Regions from separate parts of the Homo sapiens genome. Here region 1 is linked to region 2. A link is a loop called in an ENCODE intact Hi-C map of the cell type or tissue named here. Cell type or tissue: heart left ventricle. All regions are shown on one strand.

Evidence for each region. Peaks named below come from ENCODE experiments on the same cell type or tissue, not always from the same donor. Only the 100,000 strongest peaks of a DNase experiment are listed, where the experiment ranks them.
Region 1: it touches region 2 in a loop (2.8-fold over the local background); 2 of 110 quality-filtered maps call a loop at or near these places.

Annotation. Positions count from the first base shown.
Region 1 is chr1:93,437,001-93,439,500 of GRCh38, reverse strand. No RefSeq gene overlaps it. Among named protein-coding and RNA genes, the nearest start is that of FNBP1L, 9.9 kb to the left of the region's middle. In heart left ventricle, a CTCF peak has its summit at 1,338 (motif pointing left); no DNase peak of the experiment used is centred here.
Region 2 is chr1:93,721,306-93,723,805 of GRCh38, reverse strand. It overlaps a transcript of BCAR3 not described here. Among named protein-coding and RNA genes, the nearest start is that of BCAR3, 41 kb to the right of the region's middle. In heart left ventricle, a CTCF peak has its summit at 1,301 (motif pointing left); DNase peaks (open chromatin) are centred at 1,355 and 1,665; H3K27ac peaks cover 2,156 bases.

The DNA of each region.
Region 1 (2,500 bases), 280 kb after region 2:
TTTCACAGTTTGATCTAAAATCTACCTGGAGTTGAATTTTGTGAAAATACAGAGTTTCACAGTTAATACAGTGAAGTTTCTAGAACATGTCATATGAGACTATCTTCACAACTCTGGTATAGGCAGAGGTTTTTAAAACAAAGTACAAAAAGCACGAACTAACCATAAAGGAAAAAATTGATAAAATGAGTAAATTAAAATTTACCAAAAAGTGCTTTTAAGAGAATGAAAAGACAAACCCAGAATGGGAAAATGTATTAGTAATAGATATACCAAACAAAGGGCTCATATCTGGGGAATATATAAAGAGTTCCTACAAAACAGTAAGATAGACCACATGGTGGGAAATTGGCAAAATACATGAATCAACACTTAACGTAAGAAAATATATTCAAAAAGTGTTTAACCTTATTAGGTATGAGGAAAATGCACATTAAAACCCTACTGAAATATCGCTACCTGTCTACCAGAATGGCTGAGATTTAAAAGATCGACAACACCAAGTGTTAGTAAAGATGTGGAATGATAGAAATTCTCACACACTGCTGGTGGAAGTGTAAATTGATACAAATTTGAAAAACTATTTGGCAATATTGCATACCATGCAATCCAAAAATTCTACTCCTGGGTATATACTCAAACGCCATACATTCTTATGTGCACCAAAGGCACATGCAAGGATGTTCATCACAGAAAATTATTTATAATAGCTAAATACTGGAAACAACCCAAATTTCCAATAGTAGAATGGATAAATAGTGGTATATTCATATAATAAAATTTGTTAACCACAAGGGAAAAGAATGAAATATACCTACAAGCAAAAATAACAAAAATATTGAGTGAAAGAAGCCAGACATAAAGAATATATAATAACACTTATAAACTTTCTTAAAATAGGAAAACCTAAATTATAATGTCAGAAGTCAGGATAATGGTTACCTCTGGGGAGAAGGGAGAAGGTAATGATTGGGAGACAGCACAAGGGAGTCTTCCGAGATGCTGGTAACGTTCTTTCATTTTATCTAGGTGATGCTTATATAGGTGTTTTCACTTTGTGGTGATGCCTCGAACTGACGTTGCTTTCTGCATTTTACTGTACATATGTTATACTCCAAATTTTCAGAAAGCATATTTTAAAAAAAGACCTGATCTCTTTGGGATACCTATTTACCTTGGAAAATGCCTGGTTACCAAGAGGAATGTTAGATCATTGACAATGTCTTTCAATTTTCACAGAACTTTTTATAAATATGTCCACTGAATAACATGTTGTACCTATGCAAATCATTATTAAACTTGAAGAGGAGTTTAATCATTGCATTAGTTTTGACTGCCATCTAATGGCAAGAATGTTGAACTATATAGAAGTAAAAAGAACCAGTCTCCCTGCAGTAAGCAAAAGAACATTGATTTTGGCTACAATTTGCAGGACTGCTTTATAGTAGAATTTATTGTTTGCACTCAGTGTAAATATTAGGACATCATGCAAATATTATGCATTCAATTAGGATTGTTAAATCTGAAATAAAACAGAATTTTTCATTTCTTCATGTAAGAAGTTCATGACCTTACTGCAATTTTCATTCTTTCTTTGACCATACATTATAGTCCTTTCAGATTACAGCCCACTTAGTACAGAAAATATTAGGCAGTAGCACAATATGTACAACCAAAAGAGAAAGTTGGCTGGGCATGGTGGCCTACGCTTGTAATACCAGCACTTTGGGAGGCCGAGACCAACAGATTACTTGAGCTCAGAAGTTTGAGACCAGACTGGGCAACATGGTGAGACCCCATCTCTAAAAACAAAATACAAAAATTAGCCAGGTATGGTGGTGCTCACCTGTAGTCCCAGCTACTTGGGAGGCTGAGGTGGGAGAATCGCCGGAGCCTCAGAGGCAGAGCTTGCAGTGAACCGTGACCGCGCCACTGAACTCTAGCCTGGGGAACAGAGAGAGACCTTGTCTCAAACAAAAACAAAAAGGGAGAGGGAGAGAAAGTTAAAAAATTATTAAGTTGAAAATAATCACTTCTGAGCCTCAACTGTTAATTAGATATTTTTTAAGCAAATATTTTTAAAGCAGAGTCCCCTAAAAGGACCTTTAAGACAGCTAGCAACTTCTTGGTGTGTTTCAGCAACATCTATGGAAAGCCAAAAAAAAATGAAGAAAAAACAGAAAAGAGGAAGCTTTGCTTATATTTGTTTAAGCATCCTGCCCCCACCAAATCCAGTTTGCTTATGAAGTAACCAAGATGAATATAGTTTCATCCTCCAGCAAAATGCTCCAACCCCTTTTATTATCTTTAATCCAAATGGAATCAATTGTTTTTGTTTGTATTAACACATTTACGGAGGTACAACTGACATACAATAAACTGCACATTTATAAAGGGATATATGTATGTACTCATGAAACCATCACAAAAATCAAGATAATGAACATATCCATCACTCCCAAAAATGCCCTTATGACCCTTTGTAATCCAAACCCACCTC
Region 2 (2,500 bases):
TAAAACTCCTGGCCTCCTTCAGTGGTTATCACAGCCTCTTTTTCCTTTGCCTGCCTCCTAGATCAAATTCAAGGTCCTGTCTCTGAGACAAGGTTCATGTCTCAGGATCATTCAGTCCTCAAGAACAACCTCCCAAGTCTTGTTGTTCCTGAGGCTCCTGTGGCAGAGAAAGACATTTAATAAAGGCATTGAGGGGGTGGAAATCAAACAAACTAAAACCAAGTGGAAAGTCAGAATCCATCCTTAAAGAAATGTGCTCTTCCCAGGAGACTCTCCCAGGGAGCTGGTGGAAAAGACTGGGCCTGAGGACCCTGGAGCGAGGAGTCAATGGAGGATGCTGAAGGTTGAGAGGGGCACAGTGCGCAGCTACAGTCATCAGCAAAAGCAGCTTCCATCGTGGTGTGGAGGGAGCAGCCAGACCATTCCAGCACATCGCTCCTTTGAATGCTGGGTGTCCACGCCCAGATGGCCTTTCCCTAAAGGAATGCAAGCCTGTCACCATGCAGGGTATCTGTTTGCCTCCATGCCAACAGGGCAGCTCGGCCAGAGGACACTGGAGTGTGTGTTTCTATTTCAAATCTCCCTGCAAACCACTTTCCTTGCTAAGATGTGTACCCCTGCTAGGAGCATCAGGTTTCCAGAAGGACCTTATTCCTGGGGCCAAGTCAGTGTTTCAGGGAAAATTGTTTTTTTCCAGCTACACCTCTGGGACTGCCTCTGGAGCTGGGGTCTATTGGTTCCTTTCTTTCTTCCAGGCATTTTGAGGTCTTGCCTGAGAGCTTAGAGGTCTGCCCAAGCCTCTAATCACGGCTGCTTCTTTGTTCTTCAGGCGGTGACCTTTACTGACATCATCTCAACCCCCATCTATTTGAATCTCCCATTCTTTTTTCCTCTTTCTGGGTTAGAGTGAAGGATTTTACTCTCAGGGGCCTAATCCTGTCGCTCTTGTGTGTGACTAATTCCCTCCCCTCCCCCTTGGCTCCTGCAAAGAGGAAGGGGCCTGTTCGCCTGACTAGAGGGTCTGCGGCCCTTGTCAGCAATCAAAGCACAAACATATTCCTCCGGGTGATTTCCTGCCCTGAGAGCCCAGCCCGGAACACAAGCCTCCTCTGTTCCCTCACAGCCCACCAGTCCCTGGGACTGGGACTTAGGCAAGAGGATTTATGATATAGAAAGTAATAAGTCACCCTTCCAACCTGGCAACGTCTCGTGTGAAAGCAAGTTGTATTGTTGTTCAGACAATGGCTCCCAGGAGGAGAAATAGCGTCCCTCAGAGCCCCACAGTCCTCTAGTGGCTGCCTGCGGCTTAGAGTGTGCAGAGGTGACCCAGCGCAGGATGGAGGCCTTAGTATCCCCAGGGCACCCCATGGACCGTGGCGGGTCAGCTGTGGCTATCTGATTTCTGAAGTTAAAAAGCACATAATTATGGTATTGTTTGACTGCCAAGAATTCTGGGTTAATCTCAGTTTTATTTTGACTGCTACCTAAAATAGTAGCCTGTCCCCAAGGACGCAGTAAAGGCCAAGAAGCCAAAAACAGAAAGGCAGGCCTGAGCTCTAGGAGGCCCTCACTCGGGAGTTCTGGAGAGGCTTATGAGTGCATGGGATCCGGTACCGGGAGCCAGGTCACCCCCAGGCCCTCCCTTCCATAGGCCTGTCCTTAGCCACCGGCCATGGCCGCCCCTCCCCCATGGGACCTGGCCGAGACTGTGGAGAGCTGCAGGATGGCCAGTCCCCACACACCCATTGTCTCCCTATGCACTCAGGACAGTCCCTGAGACAGTGTGGAGGTCTGCTTCTGTGATTTGGGGAGACAATAATAATAATAATAGTTGTCATTACTGAGCACTTGTGATGCACCAGCCACTGATCTAAGTGCTCCTGCATATGGTAACTCCTTTAGTCCTCATAGCCAGTAGGCACTCTGGCAATCTCCTAACCTGGCCAGAGCCATATGGCTAGTAGGTGGTGGAAACAGAATTCGGACCTGAGGAACCCTTGCTCCAGAGGCCACCTCCCCTACTTTGTCACATGGCCTCTCAGGAGGTGAGCAGTGGCAGAACTTAAAGGCTCAGAAAGAACAGCTCCCATTGGAATCGGTGAGAGGCATCAGTTCCTAAGTGGAGGCCACGAGAATGGGCTTGGTGAGGGGTCGTTCTCCTTCTTGGAGCACAGATAGAAGATGTGCCTCAAGCATTCTCCACCATACTTAGGTCAGCAAACATTTACCAAGGGTTCCAGTCTGTTCTAGAGGTCTCCTGGCCACTGGGGCCTGTATCTCTAGGAAAAGTTCCGTCGCATTCCCAGGAGAATAACAATACAAAGTCATGTGTGCTTAGAGAGGAATGCTTCCTGCATGCAGTCAGGGAGGGCTTCCCAGGGGAGGGGACATTTGAGTTAGATCCTAAGGGATGCCAGGATTCTTCTGGGTTGACAAAGTAGAGGTGAACTCTCTGGGCAGAGGGGACAACCTGGGCAAACCACTGCTGTATTCCTCCAGG